Regions from separate parts of the Homo sapiens genome. Here region 2 is linked to region 1. Evidence: chromatin loops called from intact Hi-C (ENCODE). Cell type or tissue: heart left ventricle. All regions are shown on one strand. Links, peaks and the distances in the headings refer to the core of each region. The heading gives the core; the rest is flanking DNA.

Region 1 (15,773 bases), core at 8,648-11,147:
GTATTTCCTGAATCTGAACTTTGGCCTGCCTTGCTAGATTGGGGAAGTTCTCCTGGATAATATACTGCAGAGTGTTTTCCAACTTGGTTCCATTCTCCCCATCACTTTCAGGTACACCAATCAGACGTAGATTTGGTCTTTTCACACAGTCCCATATTTCTTGGAGGCTTTGCTCATTTCTTTTTATTCTTTTTTTCTCTAAACTTCCCTTCTCGCTTCATTTCATTCATTTCATCTTCCATTGCTGATACCCTTTCTTCCAGTTGATCGCATCAGCTCCTGAGGCTTCTGCATTCTTCACGTAGTTCTCGAGCCTTGGTTTTCAGCTCCATCAGCTCCTTTAAGCACTTCTCTGTATTGGTTATTCTAGTTATACATTCTTCTAAATTTTTTTCAAAGTTTTCAACTTCTTTGCCTTTGGTTTGAATGTCCTCCCATAGCTCAGAGTAATTTGATCATCTGAAGCCTTCTTCTCTCAGCTCGTCAAAGTCATTCTCCATCCAGCTTTGTTCCGTTGCTGGTGAGGAACTGCGTTCCTTTGGAGGAGGAGAGGCGCTCTGCATTTTAGAGTTTCCAGTTTTTCTGTTCTGTTTTTTCCCCATCTTTGTGGTTTTATCTACTTTTGGTCTTTGATGATGATGATGTACAGATGGGTTTTCGGTGTGGTTGTCCTTTCTGTTTGTTAGTTTTCCTTCTAACAGGCAGGACCCTCAGCTGCAGGTCTGTTGGAATACCCTGCCTTGTGAGGTGTCAGTGTGCCCCTGCTGGGGGGTGCCTCCCAGTTAGGCTGCTTGGGGGTCAGGGGTCAGGGACCCACTTGAGGAGGCAGTCTGCCGGTTCTCAGATCTCCAGCTGCGTGCTGGGAGAACCACTGCTCTCTTCAAAGCTGTCAGACAGGGACATTTAAGTCTGCAGAGGTTACTGCTGTCTTTTTGTTTGTCTGTGCCCTGCCCCCAGAGGTGGAGCCTACAGTGGCAGGCAGGCCTCCTTGAACTGTGGTGGGCTCCACCCAGGAGCTTCCCGGCTGCTTTGTTTACCTAAGCAAGCCTGGGCAATGGCGGGTGCCCCTCCCCCAGCCTCGTTGCCGCCTTGCAGTTTGATCTCAGACTGCTGTGCTAGCAATCAGCGAGACTCCGTGGGCGTAGGACCCTCCGAGCCAGGTGTGGCATATAGTCTCGTGGTGCGCCGTTTTTTAAGCCGGCCTGAAAAGCGCAATATTCGGGTGGTAGTGACCCAATTTTCCAGGTGCGTCCGTCACCCCTTTCTTTGACTCGGAAAGGGAACTCCCTGACCCCTTGCGCTTCCCAGGTGAGGCAATGCCTCGCCCTGCTTTGGCTCGCGCACGGTGCGCGCACCCACTGGCCTGCGCCCACTGTCTGGCACTCCCTAGTGAGATGAACCCGGTACCTCAGATGGAAATGCAGAAATCACCCGTCTTCTGCGTCGCTCACACTGGGAGCTGTAGACCGGAGCTGTTCCTATTCCGAGTCCACATATATTTTAACCTCAGGCCACCTCTCTGTATATACAAGTCAATGACTAGTTTGAGAAAACTGCTCAAACTCTATCCATTGAGAGGATTTCCCCTCACTTCTCCCTTTCAAGGCCATCCCTGAGTTGATCTGTAGAGCAATTGTCATCGTTTTTTGTTTGTGTCCACATGCTGAGCTGAACCATCTTTGAACCATGCTCAGCCTTTTTCTTCCTCCATCACCTTGTCATAAGTGACTCCCAGGCAGCCATGGGTGTGAAGTGAGTGAGTGGCATGCAGTATGGATGACATGGGGGTCTGAGCCATCTGCTCATATGGTTTACTGTGCAATGCCCTTTGGCACTGCTGTGCCCAATCCCAATGCACTGCCTCAATCTTACCTCTGGGCCCACCTGGCATTATGATTTGGTAGGTTTGACTGAACCCAGATCATGGCGAGCAAATTCTGCAAAATTCTGGCTACGAAAATCATTTGATTTCCCATGGCCAGGCTCTCTGTCTCTGCAAGAGTTCAGTAGCACACCGGAAACTTTTTTTTCAAAAGGTACAAGTTCTCCTCTTCAGACAGCCTGACTTTTCTCCAAAACCCCAGGTTCTTCTACTAAAGCGTAGATTTCACAGGGCCCAGTGGGTTTCTTTTCCCATCCACGTTAACTCTAATACCATAAGGTCTGCCTGGTTTATGATCCAAGCCACAGGATCTCTTGTGCCACAGCCTGGACCCATTGCAGAGCCCATTCCTACTCAGCATCCCAGTCACTACTGGTAACCTTCTGTGTATGTGAGTCAGAGTAGCCCTGCCTCCTAAGTAGAGAAAATCTACCTACTGGGCACTGTGCTTCTTTTTAAATGGGTGGAGGCATGAGATGCAATTATTAGTCTTTTACTTTTGAGGAAGTGTCCCTGTATGCCCCTAGACTCATTGTATGGGGTATTCTGGAGCTGAAATGACCCTTCAGAATTGAACAGGCCCAATTTAGGAGACATGGAACTGGAGTTTCTATACCTACATCAACCAATTATTGCACGTGGACTACACCCAGAAATGGGACGTGACCTTGAGGAAGGCAGCTCTCTGCAGCCCAGAGCAACTCACAGAGAGGCACTCAGCAGACACTTATTGATCATTGATGCTGCAGAAGCCAAGAAAATGACTACCTTGGTCCAGGCAGGTAGGGGGGGCTCTAGGTAAAGCAACATAGCAACTACTATGTGATGCAGGGCCTGGGCCTCATGCATGATCTACGGCTCCTGGCTTTGCTGTGTAGCTACCTTGTAAGATAACTTTGGGAAACTTCTGTTTTCTCACTGGGCATTAGTTTACTCAACCATAAAACAGGTTCTGAAACTAGATATATGGCTTCTAATTGGCTGTGTATTAAAATCACCAGGGACTTGTCTAAAACTACAGATTCTAAATTATCTTCCCCAAAGATTCTAGTTCAATGTATTAGAGTAGGGATGGGGCTAGCGGATCCTGTTGTACCTCCTGGATTTGCTCCAGCTCTGGTGTGCCCCCAAATCACTTAATTTCCCTGGTAAATAGGGATAAAGACATCTGCCACTGGAGGATTATGTGAAATAATAGGCAAATAGCACTGTAAACAAAGGCATGTGGGTGCATGCTCAGCATAGTTAAAGAGTGTGTTCACGGGCCTTGTGAGTAAGATACTTGGCTTCTCTAAGCCTCAGTTCTCTTCTTCATGATAAGCACCATAAAAGCACTTACTTCAGAGTCAATCAGAAGGATTAAATTAGATAACACACATAAATTTGGTAGTTCCTGGCCTGGAGAACAATTCAATACAAGTAGCCATCATTATTTATTGAGTGTCTATTGCATGTCAGCTGCATCACTACATGCTATGCAAATAAGCTTATGGAATGTTTCTTCCAGGAACTTCCAAGCAACCCTGGGAAAGGCTAGTAGCAAATACCAGCTGGTTCTGTTTTGCGGAAGGGATAAATGAGGCCCAGGATGAGAGAGTACACTGTAGTAAAAGACTCGTGGGATATATCCAGGACCTGAGCACTGAGACACCTGGGCCTATTAACAGGGATATTAATCCTGAATGACTTTAAGGATTTTGTTTCTGTTCTCAGGTCTCAGTTTTTCTGAGAAAGGACAGGGTGGAAAACAACAGTTCTCAGGTCCTATTTAATTCTTCCTCTAATTGTGTAATCTCAGAGGGAATCTGAGACAAAGAACAAAGCTGGGAGTCCATGTTTTCAGGTTTACTTCCATCAAATGGTTCTGCATTCCAGGAAGCCAGGAGATCTGTTTTCACCATAAGTGACTCATTTCCAGCCCCCATCAGGAGTTATTTCTGACCACAGGTTTCTCATTCCCCAGCAGCAGAAAATGTGAATTGAATCACTTTAGATGGCTACTGTCAAGGAGTCACCAAAAATGAGAAACAGAAAGAAGCTGGACAGCCACCCACTCTCTGCAGAAGACAGCTGAGCTGGGCAGAACAGCTGAATCCAGATGGTCTGAAATGCTGGCTTAACATTCTCACATTCAACTTCTGCAGGTAGCATCAAGTTGAAGTCTGGGAAGGTAATCTGCAAAATGAAAATAGCAAACAAACTGCCTGTTGTCACTGAAGTCCTGCCTATTTATGACACTGATATCACTCAGAAGCTGCTGTTCCTGGACCACATTAGCCACATGCCTCTGAAGCCTGGAGTACTCCCGACGCTTGATCCTTGGCAAGATATCTGGGACCTCTTCCCTTTCTCTGGCATTCTTCATCATTTCTTTTCCACAACACAAGGCATTCCTTGGAAAACACAGCCCGCTGCAACATGTTTCAATTTGGAAACATGAGCTTCTGTTTGGGAGAAATCATGAGAATGTTATTGTCTTACACTTTGAGTCCCTTCCTAGCATTTCCTAGCCATACTTCTTCTGAAGTTCCTAAAAGTAACAACTGTTAAGCTTACTGAGAACTTAACTATGTGCTTGTCACTGTTTAAAGCACTTTTCATGTGTCTATTAATTTAACCGTTATAACACTATAATCCCACTGTTTCCAGAAGTATAAACTGAGATACAGCTTCTTATTTTTCATCCTTTCCCACATCCAGTGATTGATAAGCATAGGGAATCAGTCTAATAGATACAAGTGGGCATTTTGCCTGGCCTAGGGACAAGTACAACCTAAGGCTTTACCTAGAGGAAGTTCAGTTGAAGGTTATAAGCTGTTGACTTAACCTTGATCCAACATCCAAAAGAGAATGCTGGTCCCCTCTGGGCAAGGCTCCTGTGCCTTCTTCTATGCCCATATGTCATTCGCAGGTTTTCAATGAAGACTGCTGGTCTGTAGAGGGCCTGAGGAAAACCTCCTCTTTTGATTAGAAAAGAAAATATAGGCCTGGCCTGGCAGGTTTACTGTCAAATAAATGAAATGTACAACTCAGGCAGTAGAAAGGGTGTTGTCTAATGAAATCTGAGCAGTCTAGTAGGGCTACATGGAGGAGGGAGGAGGGAAGTCAAGTTAGCAATAATTTCTAGAATTTGGAATAGTGGAGGAAAAAAAAGACAAGAATTCAAGGAGTTAATGGTGAGTATCTTCATGAGCAAGATGGAGGCAGGGATGAGTGTGCAGTGCAGGGGTAACTAGACAAATATCCATGACACGCTTCCAAGCTGGCATTTGATGCAGCTATGCTACTGAATTTCTCAACCCTGCACCAACCGTCCACTGGAGCAAGTAGAAGCTATGTCAGTTTGTCTACTAACATTGCATCAGATACCTTGCCTTGATATGCATTTTTGGGAGAGAGAGCTTTAATGGATCAGTCCATCCCACACTTTGTTGTTCCCTGGAGCTGGGTGTGAGGGACAGGGGCCTCCAGCTCCTGCATCACACAGACCACTCCACTGGCCCTGGTGATATATTGGAATTCCCCTTTGATTTTACTTGGGGAAAGACTTTGACAGCTAAAGCAAGGTTTGAAAACCACAGCACTCCAAGATCTTCATGTGCTACCCAGCATCACATATCCTCTGATACCAAGATAAAGCTATAAGATAGCTTTATATCTGTAGGATTCCTGGAGTCCCTCATTCAGCCAAAGTTCTAATTAATACCACCCTGGGTTGTGAAGAGTGGTATTACTTAGAACCCTGCTAGCAAGGTTTAAAAATATACAGGTTTTCCTAATCTCTGGTTGGAATCCCAGCCACGGTTTAAGTCCATGATGAGGATGCTGACAGAGTTGAGGATAGTGCAAATTTTGTATCTACTCACCTCTCTGATGACCACAATTTACTTTCTTCCTCTCTTTTCTACAGAAAACATTTAAGTGCAAAGGAAGTGCAGCCCATGAGATGATCCAACTTGGAGCATTTCCTCTTTTTAGGCTGGGCATAACTGCACCTCCCTTTCCTATCCCATCCCCATTAGTCTCAGCAATGGATGGAAAATGTGCCCAGTCCCAGCCCACTGCTTCCCTTTTCCACTTCTTGGAAACCTCCCCAGGACCCAATGCCCACTCTGCAGATTTTGGATCTCATCTCATAATTCTTTGACAATAATTCTGCCAAGGAATTCTCTCTCTTCTCCCTAATTCTTTACATCCTATAAAATAACATCATGATTTAGTTTAAAAAATTAAGTAAAGCAGCCAAAGGAGCAGAGAGGCCTAGAAAATCCCAGAAACCTCCAACTCTTGCCCTCTAACATGAAGGTCTCCCCAGCTCTTCTGTGCTGACTGCCACCATGAGTTCCCAGGTGTTTGCTGAACCAGGTAAGGCCTCTCTCTCCTTTCAGGAAAGTTAACCTTCAGGACAATCTGATCAATAAGGGCCCTCAGAATGTCACTGCAATAAGGGTCTTCAGAATTTAGGGGAAATTTTTTTTCCCTAAAAAATGGGAATATGTTTCAAGAGAAACCAGATTGGTACAAGCTGGAACTGGAATTCTAGGCCACCGAAGCCAGTCTCTGGGCTCTTCCCAGGACACCAGTTTGGGGAACAGGTCTACTCTATTGTATAGCTCTGAGATTTTCAAGAGAACATTTTGTTTATAAAATTAGGCAGTTGGTCCGGCATAGTGGCTCACACCTGTAATCCACCATTTTAGGAGCCCAAGGCGGGTGGATTACTTGAGCCCAGGAGTTTGAGACCAGCCTGGGCAACATGGCACAGCCCTCTCTCTATAAAAAACACAAAAAGTAGCCAGGTATGGTGACACACACCTGTATTCCCAGCTACTCAGGAAGCTGAGGTGGGAGGATTGCTTGAGCCAGGAGATTGAGGCTGCAGTGTGCTGTGAACATGCCACTGCATTCCAGCCTGGGGAAAAAAGTGAGACCTTCTACCAAGACCAGTTCAGTCATGGAGGCCCCAACCCAGCGGTGCTAGAGGAATTGAAGATAAAGACACAGAAATAGAGTGCAAAGTGGGATCAGGGGGCTAACAGTCTTCAGAGCTGAGAGCCACGAACAGAGTTTGATCTACATATTTATTGACAGTAAGCCAGTGATACACATTGTTTGTATAGGTTATAGATTAGCTAAAAGCATTCCTTAGGGGAAACAAAGAATTCTTAGCAAGGAGTAGAGAAATAGGCTCTGGCTGATTATCCGCAGCAAAAACATGTTAAGGCGCAGGCCGCTCATGCTATTGCTTGTGGTTTGAGCAGTTTCCCGCTCCAGATGGGCCAGGCATTCCTTGCCCTGCTCCAGTAAACCAACAACTTCTAGCAGTGTGCATCATAGCCATCATGAGCATGTCACATTTTTGCAGAAATCCTGTTTATGGCCAGTTTCTTTAAGGCCTGTTTATGACAGGCTTAGGTCTGGTTGCCAGCAACCTTCTCTAATAAAGTATAAATAACAAAATAAAATTGGGTAGTTATATTTTCTTTCTGAAAAAGATGAAGCTGGAAGAATGAAGCTGGGGGTGAGGGCATGGCTTTAGGAAGTGGAGGTCATGATCCCATCGAATGGCTTTTGACTTGGCTGGTCTCCATGCAGGTTGAAGACAGACAAGACTGCCCTGGCACTGTGATTCTAGTCCCTAATTCCAACCTCCTGGGACCAAGGACTGTGGTCACTTGTTCAGCGTCAGCCCACAGCCATTTCCTTCCTCTCCTGCCCACCACACCTTCTTTCCTACCAGGGGAGCTTTCCCACCCAATCTATAGCAATAGCCTCTGAAATGTTCTCCCTGGCTGCAGTCAGTCCCATTCAACCTATCATGAACTCCAGAGGAACACCAATGGTGAATTGAAACATCAGAGGAAGAGCAGGTGGCAATAGATTCAGTGGTCAGGTTACACTTCTCAGTGAAGAAGAGGCATAAGCAGGACCTCTCTTAAATGATGGGGTGAGATCAAAGGAGAGGTTCGACTGAACTAATTTAGGGTGGACAGAAGAGTAGGCAAGAAGCAGAACTCTTGTCTGGCTGGAATTTGGTCCAGAAATAGGAAAAACATTTTAAAAACTTAGAATGCAAGCTTGGAGCTACATTTTGGAGGGTCTTGAATGTCAACATGGACAGTCGGGTTCAGTTCTGAATGTCATAGGAAGACAATGAAGGTGTGTGAATTAGTGGGGAAGAGACGCAAACTAATCAGAAGTATGCATGATGAAGACAGAGCTTCTGGCTGCCTGAGGATGGAATGTGGAAAGGAGGACCTGAGAGCAGGTATCCGCAATAATCCAGGCAAGAAGGGATGGTAGAGGTGGAGGAGAGGCAGCAGCTCATAGGAAGAATGGGGTCAGCTGGAGCTTACTGAAGATATTTCGTCAAGAGGACACAGTGGGAGGCCTAGGGACCCAGCTCCTAGAACTCACTACCAAAATATCACAAGGCAGTATTGAGAGACATGCCTACCCTGAGCCCCAAGTTCACGTCCCTCTCTCACTAGCCCTGTAAGCCCCAACCGCAGAGCTTTTAAAACATGGATTCAAAAAGACAGGGCCTCCTCTTCCTGGATGACCCCTAAGATTCAACTGCAGTCTATGAGTTTGGCCAGCTCCTTTTTCCAAACGGGGATCCATTTGTATGAAAATTAGCTATAATTTTACCTCCTCACCAACAGTAAAGACCAATAGCAGGGCCAATACCTGCCAGTCTTGGGGAGAGAATGATAGATTCTGTAGAAAGCAGAGCACTCAGAAGCATGGAGCACTAGAAAATCTCACCCTGTGAAGCAGGAGACATTGATGCTGATTGCAGGAGTGGCACTGACTCCCTGAGCATTGTGGAATATCAAATTCTCCTTCTGGGCCTCAGTTTTCCTCTCCATTAAATGGGGATAATGCTGTGTTACAGGCAGCAAGTGAAGGAATCTGGCAGATGATCTCACATGTTTTCCTAGCCCCAGGAACTATGTCTTGGCAAACATCACCACATGCACTGGCTAGAGAAGAGTTGGAAAGGAAAGTATTTCAAATCTGTCTTCATGTACCAGCCAGGACCTGGATTACTGTGAACCCACTCCTTTCTCAGGCATTGCCTGCTTAGACACAGATTTTTCATTAAGGCCCCCCATCCCCACCCCCAAATTCAACAAAAGTCCTGGGAGCAATTAGCAACCAGACAACTTCATTCGTCCTCATGCCAGATCAAGTAGTTCTGTATACTTCCCCTGCCACCAAGATCTCATCTCCAAATACCAATCAGGAGTGAACTCTAAAACTCTAACCAAGTGTAGAAGCACACAGTGAGTTGGAATAAAAAAAAAAACTAAAATATCACCATATGCATTGATACTCAGAAGACCCTCTGGCACTCAGCAAGGCTTGGGCAGGAGGCGGTGGAAAATGGTAAATGCTGTATGTCTCTATGTTGAAGAAGTTCTCAGGCTGTTTTTCCTCCAATTCCCATAGCATGAACCTGTAAACTCAAAGAATTGGAGATGTTGGGGCCTCTAATAGAGCAGTTTCCAGTAGGGACCAGCAACCAGACAGGAATGCATTGCACATCTTTGAGCATTGCATCCTCAGCTCTTTCTTTAGGCTGTGTGTCAGGTAAATCTGTGCAAATCATTTTTTCTTCCATGAAACCCAGCTTACCTTTTGCACTAGACTGATGGTTTCCAAACTGAGTATGAATCAGAATCACCAGGACTACCCCTGAAAATGCAGATTTCCTGGCCTTATCCCAAGATTCTGAGTCAGGACATTGGGTTGTGGAACAGTGCCCCCATCAGGATTTCAACCAGTTTTCCTGGGGATACAGAGGTATAGCTCAGTATAGCACTGGAACACCAATGCTCTCTGAGGTTCCTTTGTTCTCTCACATTTGAGTTCGGACCCCACGGCTTTGAACTTGCATGGCAGTCTTTGGAATGACCTGCCCAAGTCCTGTGTGGCCTCTCACTTCTTCTCCAGTCCTGGATTGCCATAAACCAGCTGTGCGACCTGCTGTGACTTCATCTCTCCCTCTTAGTGTCTCTTTCCATTACTTCTATGACTTTTGTGATCTCTGAATAAATCTGAGATGAAGATGAAGAATGTAGCCATTCTCCAGAACTTGCGATTTGCAGAACATTCTTCTACCTGACCCTGCTATGTTCCTTGGGAATCACTTAAGACAGAGAACAGCTTCCATTGCAGGAGATTTGTTTCTTTTCCAATGCTAATTGATCCCTGTCTTCTACTAGCTTATGGTCTAGACCATGGTCTCACCATTCACCACCTCCTAAATTATGAGCACGTTTTTGCATCCGCTTTAGATAATGGCTAACTAGGAAGGAGTTAGAGAAAAGGAGGAGAGAGAGAAAGGGCAGAATGGCCACCTCCCCAGGGAATGCATTCTGGCTGCTGGAACAAACAACTGCAGGAATTGGGCAGTCTTAAGTTTCATTTTAGTTTTTCACGCTAAGGTTTTTGAAATCCACATTAAAACCAAAACCAAAGGAAGGGAAATTGCAAAACACAGGGACTTTCCAACTGCAGGCTCTGAACCATCTGCAGAACATGAGCATGGTGTCTCTGGGTATGTGTCATACCTGGGATCTTTCTCCTATTCTTTCTGGGGTCCAGAGCATCCTGCACCTCTGGCTGATGTGAAGATCCTGGGGTCTCTTGCTTCCCTGTTTCCGGGAGACTCTTTTTATTTCCTTATTTACAGCACAGGCATTCCTGAAGGTCCATCTCTATCACATGTCTTCATCTGAATGCATGAAGACAATTAAGGGAGTCCTTCTTCAATAGTCCACATCCTGGGTCTCTGTTTAGCATCCTCTGATCACTATATTCTCACTATCAATATCTATAACAATGAGTTTATTAAATACTTACCATATGCTAACACCTCACTTTTCAATGCCCTTTTCCTGTGTCAACTAGTTTAATTCACACCTATTTTGCTGATAGGAAAACAGTGGCACAGAGACCTGAAATAAGCTTTCAAAACATCTAAGCATCCAAATCCTGGCAATCTGGCTACAGAGTCCATTGTTTTAACCACTATCCTGCCTGTCCTACAGCTAAACAGCAAAGAACACTTCTCTGCTGATTCCTAATGCCCTAAGTGTCCAAGTCTCAGATTGGACTCATTTCAAGATGATAATCAATCATAGGAAAATAAAATTGAGAGGAACACAGATAATCTCCTAGCCCACGAATGGCCAACATGTCCCAGAGCTGGGCTCCTCCCTGATCCTGTACTGATGGAGAATATCAGTAAAGAATCACATCACTATTTCTCATGGCCGACATAAGGCCTCATTATCTTTTCCAATAAACCTCTCGAGTTGACACTTGCATTGAAAACCTATTTGACATCCTTGATCTTGTATATCCCCACATTTGATACACGAAGCAGGTGGACCTAAAAATATCTAAATAGGTTCCATGGCTACTAAGCAGGCAAGCTGGGATTAGGCACTTGGCGTACACGCCCTGCATTCTACTAACCCACTTTGCTTTCTCATAATTGACTTTTACCACTATTTTCATTTCTTAGCTCTGAATGCACCTTTGTGTCAAGCCACATCACTGGAGAATGAAAATTTTCTGAGTTTATTTTTGTGTGACACTTGCCATGCATGTGGACTGGGGATTTATATAAACTCAATTTATAAAGAAAACTTGACTCTGTATCAGTGTTATATGAGGCAATTGGCAGGGACAGTCCCAGATGCTTTTGTGTAAGAGTGTAAGTTCCCTCTTGTGAGAGGAAATCCTGAGGTTAGGGATATGTTTCAAGTTCTGGAACTTCAGTATTGTTAAAAGATGATCCAGAGTTTTTTAAAAAAGAAATTAGATAAACAAGAGGTAGAAGATTTAAGGTCTCTTATAAATAAATTTAAAAAAATAATTGAACTCCTGAGCTAAGAAGACTACCAGATAATTCACCAGATAAAAACATAAACCATTGAACATGTACACAAAAATACCAACCAGTAGACACAAATTTAAACAAGCTCATACTGGAATAGTTTCTTTCTGCTAACTTTTAAATTGAGGCATTGGTTTCCTACAATAAAGTTCAAAGAAGTTAAATCACTTTTACATACATATGCCCCAGGAATCACCATCCAAATCAATATTTGCAGAACATTTCTAAACCCCAAAGTCTCCCTCACATTCCCTGCCAGTCAATACCCCACAACATCTAGTCTCAATGCTACCACTATAGGTTAGTTTTGCCTATATACAAAATAATACTTTTTATTAACAAAGTAGCATATACTTTCAGTTAATAATGTATTACTTTTCTATTTCTGCATTAATAAATTACCACAAAATTAGTGGTTTAAACAATATAAATGTATTATGTTATAATTCTGGAGTTCAGAAGCTGAACATAGGCCTCAGCAGGCTAAAACCAAGGTATTATCAGGAATGTGTTTCTGTCTAGAAGTTCTAGGGAAGGATCCATTTTTTCGATTGCTCTGGGCATTGGCAGAATTCAGTTCCTTTGGGTTATTGGTTTATTGAGCCTAAATGTTCATTTTCCTGATGGCTGTCAGACAAGAGATTTTCCCAGCTTCTAGACGCCTCTGTATTCTGTGGCCCAGAGCCCCCTTCTCCATTTTCAAAGTCAGCAACAGTGGGTCAAGTCCCTTTCATACTATGCATTTCTTCTTCTTCCATCTCCTCTCTCTGTTGAGACTCAGAAAAGAGTCTCCACTTTCAAGGACTCAAGGTATTAGATTGAGCATACCTGGATAATCTCTCCATCTCAAGGTCTGTACCCTGGATCCCATCCACAAAGATCCTTAGTGTGAAAAGTGAAAATGAAACTTAGGACTGCCCAAATCCTGTAGCTGTTTGGTCCAGCAACCTGAACTCATTCCCCAGAGAGATGGCCATTCTGCCTTTTCGCTCACTCCTTTTCTCTAACTCCTTCCCAGTTAGCCATTATCTAAAGGAGATATGATAAAAAACTCACCCCCTCATCCCTGGTAACAGAGTCACAGGTTCCAGGGATCAGGGAGTGAACTTTTAGGGGTTACTTATTTATTGAGACAGAGTCTCACTCTGTCGTCCAGGCAGGAGTGCAGTGGTGCGCCCTCAGCAACCTCCATCTCCTGGGTTCAAGCAATTCCCCTGCCTCAGCCTCCCAAGTAGCTGGGATTATAGGCATGTGCCACCATGGCCGGCTAGTTTTTGTATTTTTAGTAGAGGCAGGGTTTCACCATGTTGCCAGGCTGGTCTCGAACTCCTGACCTCAAGTGATCCACCCGCCTCGACCTCCCAAAGTGCTGGGATTACAGATGTGAGCCACCGTGCCTAGCCAAAGGGGTCCTTTATTCGCCTACTACAACTAATAAATGTTGTCCTGAGTAAAAACTTTATGGAAAGCGATATGGCAATATCTACTAAAGCTTCACATTTCAACAGCAGTAAAGACATGGGGGAGAATTTTTAAACTTGGGTTTTCAAAATAATGTTAATTAAAATTATTTTTAAATGAAAATATAAATTATATATGCCTAATCATAAAGAAATGCTTTAATTATGTATGACATTTTTATAATGAAGCAGTATGAAGCCACTAAATTCAACCAATTGAAGAATATTTAATGACTTGAGAGAGTGCATGACTCATTAAGTGAAAAAAGCTGTAAATATGATCATAAGTACATTATGTCCATATATGTGTGTATTTATATACATGTGTATATGTATATGTTTGTATATTTATATATACATACCTATGTACATATATATGCACACATATGTATATACACACAGATATACACACAGAGTGAGATGGAGAGAGAAGAAAGGGAGAAAATACATAAATAGAGCAGCCAGATCCAATCTTAGTGTTTAAAGCACAGATAGAGTGACCAACTGTCCTGATTTGCCCAGAACTGAGAGGTTTCCTGGGACACTGGACTTTCATTGCTACCGAGAAAGTCCAGGCTGAAGCAGAATGAACTGATTACCCTAAATGCAGATACATTTTTGTCCTTTCCTTTAGGGAACAATATATTTTATGTTTTCTAAAAGAAAAATGCAACCATTTAAAATTTATTACAAGTTCTTCAGGTACCTCATTCTGTGTTGGGGGCAATGCCAGACACATTTCAGAAGCTGTTCTTAGCAACAGCACACATCCTGGAAATGCTTCAGATAAGTGATGGAAGTGTAGTATCCTCCACCAATGAAATAGAAACCTCTTGACTTTTGAAGGTAGATTCTTGAAGAAACAGTATTTCTGCAGTTCGCAGCAGCCACATGTCAGTTAAAAAAGACTTTATCTCCTTTAGTTATGTATGATTAGACCAATCTCAGAAATTTGAATGGGAAAAGCAATGAAATTTAAAACCACAAAGCTGGAGTTGGGCACAGTAGTGAGTGCCTGTAATCCCAGCACTTTGGGAGGCTGAGGCAGGAGGATCACTTGAGCCCAGGAGTTCGAGACCAGTCAGGGCAACATAGCGAGACTCCGTCTCTAAAATTAATTAATTAATTAAAACCACACAGCTAAAATTGGGCTACTTGGAAGCTTCAAGTTGCAATTTCTTCTTGAAGATCCCTCTTGTGGGAGTGACTCTGGCATGGACTCTGCAGGCAAATGTTGGAGGCACATGTGGGAGCAGGCACCACACTGCAGCCGTCCATCGCTACATGCCAATGTTGGCAGGTGCCTTGAGAGAGATGTTTTACGTTTTTTTTTTAACTAGTTCATGTAGTCTAAAACACACTAATGTTTATTATACTGACCTAAAGACTCTGCAGTTGACTTCATATTGTACTTTCTTATCTTTAACAACATCGAATAGAAATGAACTGCTGATTTTCACACAAAGAAAATGAAACACTATTTGGCTCAGAATGCTATTATGGAGTAAAATACATATTAATCATATTAATAAATCAAGTAGACTACTTGGTTTCAGTTTTTAAAAAACAGTGATACAAACAAAACCGACTATTTTGTATGTGATGTGGAACATTTATTTGTGCAATGACTCCTTCACAGTGCCTAACAGATATTAACCTAGAGGCTGTTAGCCTTGATGAGCTTAATTGTGATCTTAATAAATAATGAAGTAAAAATACCACCCTGAGTACCAATTAACACCTTGTCATTGAGGGCTTTATAATAATTTCCCAATTTATTGAGTTGATGTGAATAACTTGTGGAATCATTAACACTATTCTCTGACATTTAGATAAAAGTCAATTGTGGGTTTGGTTTTTATGTCGACAAAATTAATATGTTTTATTTAGAATGCTGTGGAGTGCACTAAATATTATGAAATATTTTAGACCCATCACCCTGCCTCAAGTTAAAGTAAAAGACATTTTTGATAAATGAGTTGGACTATTTAAATGTGAAGTATGAGAAATTGCTTAGCCAAGAACGTCATAAGGCTCAAAGGTTACTAAGCTGACATGGATAACATGGAACATCTGGTAGTGATTAGAGACGTCTGATATTTCCAGTTCTTCCTCTTCCGTGCACAGGGCAGGGTTGTACTTCCAGGCCATCTTGAAAACCGACAACCTGTGTGATCCACTTTGGGCAATAAAATGTAAGCAGAAGTGGCATATGTCCTTCCAGGCAGATACATTTAAGAGCTAGGACAAGAGTCTCCATGTCTCTTTCACCTGCCAGTGACCAGGAGTGGTCCAGTGATAAAGACTCCAGCAGCCCAAATAAGGAGAAAGTAGACTGGTGAGAAAACTCTTGAAATCTGGATAAGAGGCAGCCCACATTATGCTGTGTCAAACCGTACCACACTGTTCCAGGCATTACAGTCAAAACCAGGAGCCCTGAGAAGAGCTTGGCCTGGACAACCAGACCCCTGGGTGCTCTGTTTCACCTCTAGCATATCAATTCCCTAATCTCATCCTC
Region 2 (15,773 bases), core at 6,498-8,997, 71 kb before region 1:
TACGTCTGATAAGAAACATTTACTATGGATTCTCTCTGAAGCCTGCTATCTGGAAGTTTCATCTGCATGATAAAACTCGGTCCCCACAATCTCTTATTCTAACCCAGGCATTCCTTTCTATTGATAATAACTCTTTCAACAAATTGACAATCAGAAAAATTTTAAATCTACCTATAACCTGGAATCCCTGTTGCCCCCTCTTCAAGTTGTCCCCCCTTTCTGGACTGAACCAATGTGTATCTTAAATGCATTTGATTGATGTCTCATGTCTCCCTAAAATGTATAAATCCAATCTGCCTCCCAACCACCTTGAGCACATGTTCTCAGGGTCTTCTAAGGGCTGTGTCACAGGCCATGGTCACTTATATTTGGTTCAGAATAAATCTCTCCAAATATTTTACAGAGTTTGATTCTTCTCATTGACAACTTCCTGTCCCAGATGATATGTATCAGTGAATTTGTCTTATTCTTTCTCTCATTATCCCTTCCCACCTTCCCCCTCCTGAAGCAGCCTTTGCAAAATTATGACTGAGACAGGGAAAGCCATTTAAATTAACCGACTCCATCTTGCTTCTAACCTCCAAGTTGTCCTTGTTCATTCCTGAACAGAGGCTGAACTAACTTTGGGAGAAACTTGGTTTACAGTTTACAGTTTAAAACTAAGATGATAGCCCTTTCCCAAAGCAGACCTCTTTCTTGCTTGGGGACTAGATTGCCTTTGTAGGACTAACATTAGCCACAAGATTAGAAATTATGGTTTAGGAGTCATGCAACTGGAGGCTATAAGATTCTGGCCCTCCCTAAAATGCTCCTAAGATCAGTGCTTGAGATATTTTGCAGACTCTGCACTTCACGGATCAGCTGGCACCCCCAGATTGACAAACTGGCTCATCTGATCTTGTGGCTGCCACCCAAGAACTGACTCAGTGCAAGAAGACAGCTTGGACTCTCTGTGATTTCATCTCTGACCAATCAGCACTCTGGGCTCACCGGCTTCCCCCCGTCCACCAAGTTTTGCTTAAAAACTCTGCTCCCAAAATATTTGGGAAGACTGATTTGAGTAATAATGAAACTCTAGTCTCTCGCACAGCAGGCTCTGAGTGAATTACTCTTTCTCTATTGCAATTCCTCTGTCTTGAGAAATTGGCTCTGTCTAGGCAGAGGGCAAGGTAAACCCATTGGGTGGTTATACTCCCTCAACACACTCATGAAGGTGATAACCTACCATAAGGCAGACACACCAGGTCTGCTCCTCAATAGTTGTGCAAACTTGAACAATAACAATGAAAACATTTTCTTATCAATCTTCAGTTTCATGGTCTGCAGGACAGATTTTTTTTTTTTTGCAGGTATTGGGAAGGCTAAAAAGAAAAATAAATTGTGGTGATTTCTTTATTTTTTAAATTTACCTTTACATCTCTTAACCAAGTATCAAGCACCAGGAGGCTGAGTCCTAATTCACTCTCCCTCACTCTGTTACTTGGGAAACTGACCTGGAAATGAAACCACCTTTGCAAAAATTATAACAGTGAGAAAATTATGGCAATGAATGAGATCTTATTTAACTGACCCCCATCTTGCCCCACCTTGCCTTTAGCTGCCCTTAATTATTCCTGGCCTTAGGCCAAGCTAACTTTAGGTGACATTTAGTTCCCCTCCAAAAATTTAGTTCCCCTCTCCTCCTCAAAAATGCTTCTTGATCTAATATACAACTTCAGCAGTTTCAGGATACAAAATCAATGTACAAAAATCAGTAGCATTCCTATACACCAATGATATCCAAGCTGAGAGCCAGATCAAGAATACAATTCCATTCACAATAGCCAGAAAAAGACTAAAATACCTAGGAGAATACAGCTAACCAAGGAGGTGAAAGTCCTCTACAACAAGGATTACAAAACACTGCTCAAAGAAATCAGAGATGACAAAAACAAATGTAAAAATATTCCATAGTCATGGACAGGAAGAATCAACATTCTCAAAATGGCCATACAGCTCAAAGCAATTTACAGATTCAGTGCTATTCCTTTCAAACTGCCAATGACATTTTTCATAGAATTAGGAAAAAACTATTAAAAAGTTCATATGGGGTGGGGCCAGGCATGGTGGCTCATGCCTGTAATCCCAGCACTTTGGGAGGCTGAGGAGGGTAGATCACCTGAAGTCAGGATTCGAGACCAGCCTGGCCAACATGATGGAACCTCATCACTACTAAAAATACAGGCATGATGGCATGTGCCTGTAATTCCAGCTACTCAGGAGGCTGAGGTGGGAGAACTGCTTGAACCTGAGAGGTTGTGGTTGCAGTGAGCTGAGATTACACCATTGCACTCGAGCCTGGGTTTCAGAGTGAGATTCCATCTCAAAAAAAAAAAAAAAAAGTCTTATGGAACCAAAAAAGAGCTCAATTAGCCAAGGCAATCCTAAGTGAAAGAACAAAGCTGGAGGCATCACATTACCTAACTTCAAACTATACTACAAAGCTATAGTAACAAAAACAGCATGGCAACAGTACAAAAGCAGGTGCATAGATTGATGGAACAGAATAGAGAGCCCAGAAATAATATTGTGTACCTACAACCACCTGATCTTTGAGAAAATTCACAGAAGCTAGCAATGGCAAAAGGACTTCTTATTCAATAAATCATGCTCAGATAACTGGCTAGCCATACACAGAAGGTTGAAACTGGACACCTTCTTTACACCATATACAAAAATTAACTCAAGATGGATTAGAGATTTAAATCTAAAACCAAAAACTATAAAAACTCTGGAAGGCAACCTAAGAAATATCAATCTGGACATAGGAACTGGAAAAGACTTCATGAAAAAGACACTAAAAGCAACAGCAACAGCAACAACAACAAAAAATTGACCAATGGGACCTAATTAAACTAAAGAACTTCTGAACAGTGAAACTACAGGTTAAGCAGGCAACCTACAGAATGGGAGAACATATTTGCAAACTGCATCTGACAAATGTCTAATATCCAGAAACTACAAGAAACTTAAACAAGCAAAGAATAAACAACCCCATTACAAAGCAGGCAAGGACATGAACAGGAACTTTTCAAAAGAAGACATTCATGTAGCCAATGAGCATATGAAAAAAATGCCCAACATCACTGATCACGAGAGAAATATAAATCAAAACCACAATGAGATACTATCTCACATCAGTCAGAATGAATATTATCAAAAAGTCAAAAAAAAAATAACAGATTCTGGCGAGGTTGTGGAGAAAAGGGAATGCTTATGCACTGCTGGTGGGAATGTAAATTACTTCAGCAATTGTGGAAATCAGTTTGGCAATTTCTCAAAGAATTTAAAACAGAATTACCATTTGACACAGCAATCCCATCATTGAGTATATGCCCAAAGGAAGATAAATCCTTCTACCATAAAGACACATGCATGTGTATGTTCATCACAGCACTATTCACAATAGCAAAGACATAGAATCAACCTAAATGCCCATCAATGGTAGACTGTGGTCTACTATTGTGGCACATGTAGTACCATTGTGGTACAAATGTGGTACATGTATACCATGGAAGACTATGCGGCCATAAAAAGAATGAGATCATGCCCTTTGCAGCAACATTGTTGGCCATTATCCTTGGCAAACTAACGCAGGGACAGAAAACCAGATACTGCACATTCTCACTTACAAGTAGAAGCTAAACATGGCGTACATATGGACACAAACAAGGGAGCAACTGACGAGGTGCAGTGGCTCATGCCTGTAATCCCAGCACTTTGGGAGGCTGAGGCAGCAGGATTACTTGAGCTCAGGAGTTCAAGACCCACCTGGGCAACACACTGAGACCCTGTATCTACAAAAAAAAAAAAAAAAAAAAAAAAAAATTAAATTACCTGGGCATGGTGGCACATGCCTGTAGTCCCAGCTCCTTGGGAGGCTGAAGTGAAAGGATCTCTTGAGCTTAGCAGTCAAGACTGCAGTGAACCATGATTGTGTCACTGCACTCCAGCCTGGGTGACAGAGAGAAACCTTGTCTCAAAAAAAAAAAAAAAGAAAGAAAGAAAAGAAAAGAAGGGAACAACAGACAACAGACACTGGGGCCTATTTGAAGGTGGAGAGTGAGAGGAGGGTGAGGATTGAAAACTACTTATTGAGTACTATGCTTATTATCTGGGTGAGGAAATAATTTGTACACCAAACCCCTGAAACATGCAATCTACCTACATAGCAAACCTGCACATGTATCCCTGAGCCTAAAATAAAAATTTTTTAAAAAGAAAAAGCAAGAAAAATAAATTGTGGTCATTTACTTCTTTTTTTAAATTTACCATTACCTCTCCTAGCTAAGTACCAAGCCCCAGGAGATTGAGTCCTAATTCACTCTCCTTCACTCTGTTAACGTGGGAAACTGACCTGAAATGAAACCACCTTTGCAAAAATTGTAACAGTGGGAAAATCACGGCAGCGAAAGAGATCTGATTCAATCAATCCTCATTTTGCTTATAGCTGCCCTTAATTATTCCTGGGCTTACGTTGAGCTAAATTTGGGAGACATTTAATTTATAGTTTAAGTGATAATAGGCCTTCCCCACATCTCAGCTACTTTGTAAAGTTAATGAGAGACCACCAGGCTAGGAGGATAGAGGAGTCTGAATTCTGCTAAAGTGTAGACATAAATGATTGCCAGCCATTATTGCAGAAGTCACAGGATATGCAACTGCCCCAGTAACTCCTGCAGATAACATCACCATTGTAGAACCTAAGATTGGCCTTTTGAGATGTCTTTTCAGATTTTTTGGATGGCCAATGGCTCCACCTAGACCCACCAATTGCTCCTGTAATTTTATCTGTGACTCAAGCAATTAGTACTCCCCATACGCTAGCCCCCTGCCCACCAGACTATCTTTGAAAAGACCCTTGCTGGTCGCGATGGCTCACACCTGCAATCCCAGAACTTTGGGAGGTCAAGGTGGGCCAATCGTGTGAGCTCAGGAGTTCAAGACCAGCCTGGGGAGCATGGCAAAACCCTGTCTCTACAAAAAATACAAAAATTAGCCTGGCATAGTGTTGCATGCCTGTAGTCTCAGCTACTTGGGAGGCTGAGGTGGGAGAACCATCTGAGCCTGCAGAGGTTGAGGAGGCAGTGAGTTGTGATTGCGCCACTGCTCTCCAGAGTGGGTGACAGAATGAGACCCTGTAAAAAAAAAATAATGAAAGAAAGAAAGAAAGAAAGAAAGAAAGAAAGAAAGAAAGAAAGAAAGAAAGAAAGAAAGAAGAAAGAAAGAAGGAAGGAAGGAAAGGAAAGAAAGAAAGAAAGAGAGAGAGAAAGAAAGAAAGAAAGAAAGAGAGAGAGGAAGGAAGGAAGGAAGGAAGAAAGGAAGGAAGGAAGAGCAGAAAAGAAGGAAAACTCCTAGCCTCCAAGCCTTCAAGGAGATTGATTTGAGTAATAACTCTGTCTCCAGCGTGGTGTGGTCGGCCTCGCATCAATTAAACACCTTCTTTGCTGCAATGTTCTGGTTTCTGTGCATTGACTGTGTCTGTGCAGCATGCAGGAAGAACCAGTCCAGTGGTTAAAGACCCCTGAGTGAGATTGGTGCTGACAGTCTCTCTGAACACTACCCCCGAACTGTATCTTTCTCCCTCTTCTGAAACAGAGTCCTTCCAGTGATCCAACCCAGGGTCTGTTCTGGCTGGAGAAGTGCCCTCCCCTCTGGACTTGTCCAGGGACTTCTGGCTCCCAAGAGATGGATGTGAATTTGTTCCTATGTCCCAGGCCCCTAGCTTCCTACTCCCTCCCTCTGCTTCCCAGTCAGATTCAGCCACCTCATACTCAGTAACAGTTTTGAGCAGAGTGTCACCCAGGATACCCAGACCCACCACTGTGGCAAGTCCTAGCAGGTGCAGGTATAATGTCCCCTTTGCAACTTACTAAACATGTGACTTTCCTTCCCCATACCGCCACACTCCCGCTCTCTGTCTTGCGCGCACACGCGCGCGCACACACACACACACACACACACACACACACTGAGAGTCTGCTTCCTCCTCTATGAAGTAAGGTAGCTGGTGTTAACATTCTTGTGGCCCTATCATTAGTAAAAGACCTTTCTCTGTTTCTGTAATCAAATACCTCTGGGATCCAGCTCCTGCATGTTGGGCACTGGGTGCTGCCACTGGAAGGAGATAAAACACAGGGAGGGTGGCCCCCTGGGAGGGTTATAGGGGCCACTGCAGTCCGTCTCTGTCTTCTCAGGTCATTTCTCAGAAACATGCCCTTGGCTAGGTCTTTGTAGGGGGCGATAAAGCCAAGCCGAGGATATAAAGTGTGGAAACAGCAGTGCCAGACATATCTGCATACTCATTTCTCCCACAGACACACACCCATGGAGCCAGATGACTGATGGAGACTGATGACAACAATAACAATTAACATTTGTGGATTACCCTGGGGGCCAGTCTAAGGGCTTAACAAGTATTTATTTAACTTACTGATCCTCACAACAATGCTAGGAGATAGGGACTATGACTATTCTCATTTTACAAATGTTGAAACAGAGGAACTACAAGGCTAAGTAAATTGACCAGAGTATATAATATCATAAGTGACAGAGCTGGGGCTCAGACCCTGGAAATCAGGTTCTAGAGGTTGCTCATTGAAACTTTTAACCAGACAGAGAGCTTCAGACACATGCAGGCACTCACACACAGCAGGACTGGCTTCTTCCCGGCATTAGGATGGGAAGAAGGGGCCCATCCAGCCTCCCTCACCATACCTGGCCATGGTTGGCCCCAGCACCCAGCACTCTACCCACAAGGGTATCTATAGGGGAGGGGCTTGTCTCAGCAGAGGTACACAGATATTCACACCCTAGAGCGCCTACCATTCCCACCCTTAGTCCCTGGGAAGTAGAAACCAGGACAAATTCTCTCACACAAGTCCTTTGAAAAAGGCCTACTCACGCCTGTGGAGACATCTGACCACAGGGCCAAGTCTTATCCCAGACAACCTCTACATTCTCCAAAGCAGCCATCTCTTTGACCTTGAAAAATCAGGCAGTAATGTACTCTTTTCAGGGTAACACTGAGGCTTAGATGAGATGCTGTATTTAAAGCACGTAACACAGGGCTGTGCACACAGTAGGAGCCCAATAAATGAGGCACTAGTATGATGCCACTGCTATAATTAACTGAAAGCACAGCTGAATGCAGAGATAGACACCCAGACAGGGTGTTCCTGCAGCCTCTCTGCATCAAGACTGGCTAGGGGAAGATGTTCTGGAAAGCAGGCCTGGAAGGGTTTTGCTCAGCTAAAGCTGACCTGGGAATCAGACAAGAGGAACAGAGGCAGGGGGAAGGAAGGAAGATATTAGTCCAGGGCAGGGGCTGAAGTGTCCCGAGGGCCCTTCTCTTCACTAATTCCTGATGAAACTGGAGCTGGAAATTCACCGCCAAACTCTGAGGACTCTGGGAATGCCCCTCCCACCTGCTCCCTTTTCCACATTTTCACATGGCCAGATTCCCTGTATGCTCTGAGCCTTCAAGATAAAGTCAGTAATTTCCTCCCAGGCCCTGAAAATGGGAAAGTCCCAGCTATGTTGATTGTCCCTACAAGGCAAGACAAAGCCTGTTTACAGGCCTGACCTCTGAGCCCTGAAAGCAGGTCACACTGTGGCCTCTTTCCAACCCAGCTCTGGAGCTATCCAGCAGCCATAGGAAGGCCTGCCAGCTACATCCTTCATCCTCCCAGCCAGGCCTGCAGTCATTTGGGAAGTCCCAGGGATTCTCCCCACCCAGAGAGATAAACGAATTCTTCCCGGGTACTCCAGTGGAGCTTGGCACTTGCTAGAATAAGAGGGAGGTCAAACTGCCCTCAGTGTGAGGGCATCACTTCTGCAGCCTTTGTTTCTGTACCCCTAAAAGAGCAGAAATGAGTGACTTCACAGAGCTGTGGACTCAGATTTCACAGATCGAGTGCAGAGCAGGAAGTCAGGGGTACAGGGACTAACTGCGAGCTCATACCTTGTTGGAGGAAGCAGCCTCACCATCCCCACAATCCATATATTCTTCAGAGGGATGGCCAGGCCATGTGGGCAACCAGGCTGGTCTACACCCCCAACTTGGAGTGGGAAGGTCCAGGACCGCCCCCCAGGCTTGACATCTCTCCAGCTCTCCAGCTGTGCAGTCTTCATCAAGGCTTAGCCTCTCTGGGCCTTCATTTGCTTGCCTGCTGACTAGTAATGACTGAACCCTGAGTTGTGAAGCAGCTAAGGCCTGCGACACCCCTGCCTCTGTGCCTGGCAGGTGGGTCCCCATCAGTGTGTGCCATTCTCCCTCATACCCTAACCCTGGGTCTTACTCTGCTTGCTGCACCAACTGCCCTTTCATCAACTCCTCTGCCCACCAGCAGCACATTCATGTGGTTTTTCTGAGAAGATTCCCTTCTGTTTTGTGAAATAGCCAGCAAATAGGGGCTGTCCTGTCCCAGTAAAAGGAATTACTCCAGCCCCAGGGCCTTTCCCCACGTTAACGTGAAGATCTCTATACAGCCACACAGAGGGCCTCCAAAGAGGCTTCTCTTACTCAACGTTCTTCTAGGGGACAGCAGTCAAGCCCCACATTCCCCATCCCCCAAGTTCTGCCAAGAGCCACAGCTGGGCAGGACAAGACCGAGCCACATTTCTCTTGGGACTTCCTCATTACTGCTTATCACAACCTTGGCACGCCAAGCACACCATGCCATCAACCCACTATACCCCAACTCTGCCATGGTTGCTCAGCCTGGCAAGGCCCAAGTCTTCTGCACTACTCCAGCTGCCCTCAGCAGAATGTGTGTGTCTTCAGAAGGTCTTTTTGCCAGGGCATCAGCTCCATTAATCCCCATGGTGTGCTAATAGGGGACAATCACTCTGCTAAATACCCCATGTCAATAAATATATAAGGCAGGATACTCTAATCCATTGTTATCCCAGACCAGAACATTAGGCAGCAATGAATCACTAGCAGAGAAGGCATTCACGTTTCAATTATCTTTTAATCTTTCTGATTCCATCAAGAAGAAAACCTTAGTGCTTATACTCGCCAATCTGTCTCTCTGTCTGTCTGTCTCTCTCTCTTCAGTGAGAGAGTAAGCTTATAAGCTCAGTACTCAGTACACCAGGCAGGCAGCTGCATCAAGTTTGAGTCAAAAAACAAGTTTGTTTTGATTGTATCTATGGCAGGCAATACTGCTTCCAAATTTGTAACAGTTATACATTTCTTTTTAAAATGAATTTATTTAAGAAAAAAATGAGTCATTTTACATAAAACCACTAAGTATATAAGTGAACAGTGTTGCAAAGACTTGTCAAAAATCTCAAAGGTAGAATACCAAAATTGAGAATATGCTTTAGCTGAAAGGCATGCCACAGTAGTGAGAATTCCAGGCCCTGGGACTGGCTGGTAGACAAGGTGTTTGGGACACAGAGTTCCTTAATTTCCTTTCAAATCGCAGTTCCAAGGTTGCCATGTACCCATAGGATAAGCTCCACCTTTCATTCTTCTGTCCATTCATTCATTCAGGAAGTAGTTAAGTTTTATTTTCGGTGTTTTTTGTTAATACTAAAAAATTGCTGAACAGAGAGCTCTGTCCAGCACCAAGTCTGGATTCTATGGAAGAAGTTGGGGAAACAGGACACAAAGTTGTCCAGCAAAGTCTCTGTTGGTGACTGAGTGGCTGGCTAGGGTCCCTGGGCTTACCTGTCGGGTAGGACCTGGGCTGGCTGGATGTGGGCTGAGGTCAATGTGGTGCTGGTGCTGGTGGCCAGCTGCTTCTGTGGCATGTATCATGTCTGAGAAAGAATGGTGCACCCTGATAGGTCCACACAGTGTCAGAAGGCAAGGTGGCCAGGTCACAGGCTGTCACTTATTAAAACTGTGTCATAGAAAGACCATACAAATGGAAGTCAGATTCTAATTTCTATTCAGTTTTCACCTGGTTGCATGGCCTTGGGCATGTCATTTTGTCTCCCCAGACCTCAGTTTTCTCATCTGCAAAAGGTTAGGGGTCTTCTATTAGCTGAGAGGACTATTAGGAGAATTAAAAGTGAGCTTCGTCTAGGCAGAAATCATGTCTGTTCACGTAGAAGTTATGTATATCCAGTATCTGCCCCATGGTAGGTTCCTTTTTTTTGTTGTTGGAGTTTTGCTCTTGTTGCCCAGGTTGGAGTGCAATGGTGCAATCTTGGCTCACTGCAACCTCAGCCTGCTGGGTTCAAGCAATTCTCCTGCCTCAGCCTCCCGAGTAGCTGGGATTAAGGCACGTGCCACCACACCCGGCTAATTTTTGTATTTTCAGTAGAGATGGGGGTTTCACCATATTGGCCGGGCTGGTCTCGAACTCCTGACCTCAGGTGATCGGCCCATCTCAGCCTCCCAAAGTGCTGGGATTACAGGTGTGAGCCACTGTGCCTGGCCAGATGCTAATTATTTTAATAAATTAATATATATAAGGGTCCAGCAGAAATCTCCTGCATATGTAAGTTCTTGAACCTGGCAGGTCTGATGAGAACTGCCCCTCCCTCTACTCAGCACCAGAACTTTTCTGTGGTGAGGATGAATCAACCACAGGGCAACAATGGGGGAAGGTAATTGAAAAGCTCAGTGGTTCTCTGTGGATCCTGAGGACTTGGAAGGTGGCAGAGGGATGGATCCCAGTTCCTAGGTCCAGCAAGGCACCTGGGTGTAGGGCCAGCCCTCCGCTTCTCTAAGCTTTAGCATTGTCAGTTTGTCTGAGTGGGGAAAACAGAAATATTCTCAGCTAAAACTCTGACCATGGAGCAGCAAGAAACACTGGCTAGCAAAAGGGAAAGGTCAAATAGCTTATTATTTTCCTCTTGAAATCCGCCCAAGGCCTGGTATAAAGGGAAAAGCCACAGGAAAGCGTGTGGACTTTCCCAGTCACAATTACTAACAGCTGCTCCTGCATTCTGTAGCATCTGTGATATTGTAAGAGGCCCCTTTGTTCTCTAGAAAACCAGACACATTCCTTCCTCCTGAGCCCCAGCCACCCACGAGAGTGGGTCAAGTTGGGTGCATTTTGCAAGCTGCTTTGGAGCAGATAAGATAATTTCTTTCTTTGAAATTTCTCCTATGTCCATTCAACAGAGCATTAATAAGCACCTTCTTGAGCCAGGCATTATCTCTGCAGTAGACATCCAGGAGTCCACGGAAAAATCAGAGAGACAAGCAGGACCCAGACAATCAGTGAAATGTGAGTGCAATAGAGTAGAACCCTTGTGTGGGGTAAACGTCAATGTTGCAGAAATATAAAAGAAGGGTATATTAGTCAGAGTTCTCCAGAGAAACAGAACTAATAGATTACACATAGAAATACAGAAAGATGTGGCCAGGTGCCGTGGCTCATGCCTGTAATCTCAGCACTTTGGGAGGTCGAGGCGGGCAGATTACCTGAGGTCAGGAGTTTGAGACCACTCTGTCCAACACGGTGAAACCCTGTCCCTACTAAAAATACAAAATTAGCCAGGTGTGGTGGCACAGGCCTGTAATCCCAGCTACTTGTGAGGCTGAGGCACGGGAATCCCTTGAACCCAGGAGGCAGAGTTTGCAGTGAGCCAAGATTACACCACTGCACGCCAGCCTGGGCGATAGAGTGAGACTCTGTCAAGAAAAAAAAACAAAAAAAAAAAAGAAAGAAGAAAGAAAGAAAGAAAGAAGGAAAGAAAGAAAAAAGAAAGAAAGAAAGAAAGAAAGAAAGAAAGAAAGAAAGAAAGAAAGAAAGAAAGAAAGAAAGAGAGAAAGAAGGAAGGAAAGAAAGAAAAAGAAAAAGAAAGAAAAGAAAGAAAGAAAGAAAGAAAGAGAAAGAAAAGAAAAGAAAAGAAAAACAGAAGGATTTATTATGATGGGTTGGCTCATGTGATCATGGAAGTTAAAAAGTCCCACAATTTGCCATCTGCAAGCTGGAGGCCCAAGAAAACTAGTGATGTAGTTTCAGTCTAAGCCCAAAGGTCTGAACACTAGTGAAGCCAATGGTGTAAGTCTCAGTCCAAGTCTGAAGGTATGAGAACCAGGAGCACCAGTGTTCAAGGGCAGAGGAAGATGAATGTCCCGGTTCCAGAAAAGAGAGAGTGAACTTGCCCTTTACTCTGTCTTTTTGTTCTTTTGAGCCCTCAATGGATTAGATGATACCCTCACACATTGGTGAGAGTGATCTTCTTTACTGTCTGACAATTCAAATTGTCTTCTCTTCTGGGACCATCCACACAGACATTCCCAGAACTACTGTCTTACTAGCAATCTGGACATTCCTTAGCCCAGTCCAATTGACATACACAATCATTAACAAAAGCATCTTTTCCAGCCATGGTTTGCAGGGGGAAGGCCTTCTGACCAGGGTTTTGTGGGATAAGTAGACATTGGTCTGGTAAAGAAGATAACCGTGCAAAGATCCAGAAGTATGCCTTTGGTGGGTGGAGGGGAATAAAACTCTCTGCAACCAGTTTGGCCTTTCTGGAGGCAGGGTCCCTCAGGGGAGAGAAGAGAGGTGAGGCTGGAGAGGGAGGCAGTGGCCAAGCCACAGCCAAGTTCTGGACGGGCATGCTGAGGGCACAGGGGAGCCAACAAAGGGTTCTCAGCAGGGAAATGGCACAATTGGCTTCACATTTCAGTCTTTTGGTAGCAGGGTGGAGGATAGATTAGAGGTGTGAGATTGTAGGCAAAGAACCAAGCCAGGAACCTTGTGGTATCCAGGAAAACAGTTTTAAGAACGCAAAGATTAGGAGGGCAACGAGGGACTGTACTTGGAGTGTAGGGTAGATGAAAGAATCTAGGAGTCTTGTCATTTCTATTCAGTCTCCTGAACCAAAATTCAACTCCTGAAGTCATAAACCATGTTTCATCAATCCTGGTATCCCAAGTATCTAGCATAATGTCTTGCACAGAAGAGACCCAATTTTGTTAAAGGATGGGTGGATGAATGAATGAGTGAATGAATGAATAATGAATCTTTCTCTAAGACATCACTAATGTCTAATCAATGTTGGTTATTATTATTATTATTATTATTATTATTACCCTAGCTTCCCTGTAGGGAAAGTGGAGGCCCTGAAGAAGTCAGAGTCACAGAAAACTTTACTCTGCTCAGACTAGAAATTCCCCTCCTTTGCTCAGAGAGGGCCAGCTGGAGTCAGCGGGGAGGAAGAGCTCTGGGCAGGAAACAGAGTCCTTCCTGGCTGCTGTCCTGGCCTTGGCTTTCTGCCTGTAGGGCTTTCCGGGCCACAGCTGGAACTTTCCCGTTGTGCTGGGGACCTAGACATGGGAGGCAAGGCAGGGTAGTAGAAGATACCCTGAATTTGTGGTCCAGTTCAGCCACTTAATTGCTTATGGCCTGAACCTCAATTTCCTCTTCTGAAAAATGAAATCGACTTCATAAAATTGCTGTAAGGATCTAAAGAGGCAAGGCTATTGAAGATGCTTATTACAGATACATTTAACTAGTATGAGTTTGTGTGTGACAGCAGTATAGCAAAAATGCCCCAGATTTGGAGACTTGATTCTATTATCTTCCATCTATGTGGCCCTGGTCAAAGTGTTTAACTTCTCTGAACCTTATTTCTCAATTCTCAAAAGGGAAAATAAAGTGCCTGTTACGGCAGGCTGTTGTAAAGACCAGAAATCAGAGATTATAGACAAATAAGCTTGATCAACTGTAAAATGCAGCTTATCTCTAAATCATTATAATTGTAGTTATAATAATCATAATAGAAAAGGCAACTTGATGATTGTTTTTCTTTGGAAGCAGATTATTTGGTCGGCTTAGAGAGTTTTGTGAGCAGAGACAGGTGTCCTGGGAGCTTTGAGACTGGCATGTGAATGGCCATCAGTTAACACGTTCATGCTTCAGTTTCCCTTATCAATGCTTCAGGTGGCTGAAATCATGTCTTTTAAGAGCTCTGCACATCCTGTGACCAGCATGTGACCCAGAAGTATGTGACCAGACAATTTCTTTAAGGGTAAAGTGTATAAAATAAGAGTGACTGCCAGAGATTTATCCAGCATCTATGCTTGGGGATTTTGCAAATCATTTAGCAAGGACCCCTGATGCTCCAAGCAGCTTGTGGCAGAGGAAAGGCTTCTTCTCAGAAAAGGAATTAGACACCAAGTTCCAGCCCAATCCCTGGTCACTAATTTGTTTTGTGACCTTGGGCAAGTCACTGCTTTCTCTGTGTTTTAGGATCATCAATTTGCAAAACGAGGTTTGGATGCCAATGCCATGCAATGTTCATATCAGCCAACCCTCCCCAAGATGGCTGCACCCTCTGTTGGCAGGGTGGTATCTTAACTTATAGGATGTTAGTTACCCTGAGTTCTAGTCAGCTTGGAGAAAAGGCCACAAACAAAGGGTGAGGGGTCTGGAGTCATAGTAACCTCTGGATTTTCCCGAGAGTCTAGCTAAGGACCCAGCATCCAGCAAGATAGGAGACCAGTTTGTTTTGCAGAAAATGGAAGGAGAGGGACAAAGGCTTTTCCAGCTTTCTTTTTCCTAGAAGTCCTAGAAACTAATATCACCCTGGAAAAAATCTCTGTCATCCCTCAAAATGGGATATCTGATGTAATCGAAACTGCCAGCTTGGCTGATGACAAATTCCAAGGGGATGAAAATGAAATGAGAGAAAGACAAATGGGGAACTAGAAAAAAAAATAACTGTCAGAGAAAATAAGCAGCGGAAGCTGATGACCAAAAAGGGGAACCAAAGTCTTAATGTTTGGCCTGGAGTAGTGAAGACAGAAGAATTACATTACAAAACACATTCGAGAAATGGAAATGAGGAGGATGCGGTTTAGGCCAAGATGTGAGGGCAGACCCTATTGTGGGCCACACCAGGATTCCAGTCTGGGTGTCTAGACCCAACTTCTCACCAAGATGCCTGGCAAAGCAGTAGTTAAGAGTCCAAACCATGCTGGGCACAGACACAGAAGACCTGTTTCCCAGTCCTTGCCCTGTCATATTCTCGCACTACCACTTTGGGCAGGTCATTTGACCTCTCTGTGTAATGGCACGATAGTCTCTGTCTTGCTGTCTTACAAGGTTGTCGTGGGTATGCAGTGAAGTGACACTAAACACTGTGCCCTGAACACAATGCCTCATGTTCCATTCAATGGGAGAATTCCAAGAACTGAGATATTTCCTTCCTTTGCAGCTGTCTAGGAAGTGAAAAAGTAACGGAAATTATAAAGAAATTCAGAGATTTTTATTTCTCCTCTGCATATGAGGGCCTGAGACAGCCAGCCACTCAGCCACTGTCATACAGTGTTTCAGGCAAAGTGAGTCTGTGCCCAGTGTGGTTCAAACCCAGTCAAACCACAGTAGCCATTTTCAGATTTTAACCTTTTTCTTTAGCTAATATCTAACTATCCCCAACCTCTCAACTTATTCATTCAGCAAAAATGTGCCTGATATAGAGCTCATGACCAGCACAGACTAGGCACTTAATTACTGTTTATTAAATTAATGAATAAATAGGCAAATGAATGAATAAGTAAATGCCAGGCCCTGTCCTAGGTGCTAAGATAGATTCAAAGAAGAATAGGTAGATTCTACCATATATTTGACAAAGAAAACATACCCAGAAACCTTCAAAATACAGGGTGCAATCAAAGGCTGTCATAAAGGAATGCAAAGGTTTATGTGTCCAAACGAGTCTGGAAAGACTTCCTGGAAAAGGCTTGGCTGCCTTTTCCAGGCAAGAGAAACAATGCCTGCAAGGGCACGTTCTGGGAAAGATGAGAAAATTGG

The links. Peaks named below come from ENCODE experiments on the same cell type or tissue, not always from the same donor. Only the 100,000 strongest peaks of a DNase experiment are listed, where the experiment ranks them.
Region 2: a loop joins it to region 1, with 2.3 times the contacts of the local background. A loop is called at or near these places in 9 of 110 quality-filtered maps.

What each region holds. Positions count from the first base shown.
Region 1 is chr17:34,296,969-34,312,741 of GRCh38, forward strand. No RefSeq gene overlaps it. Among named protein-coding and RNA genes, the nearest start is that of CCL8, 15 kb to the right of the region's middle. RefSeq lists an enhancer at 664-1,253. In heart left ventricle, for the core only: a CTCF peak has its summit at 9,659; no DNase peak of the experiment used is centred there.
Region 2 is chr17:34,228,028-34,243,800 of GRCh38, forward strand. No RefSeq gene overlaps it. Among named protein-coding and RNA genes, the nearest start is that of CCL2, 19 kb to the right of the region's middle. In heart left ventricle, for the core only: no CTCF peak of the experiment used is centred there; DNase peaks (open chromatin) are centred at 7,664 and 8,104; H3K27ac peaks cover 2,403 bases.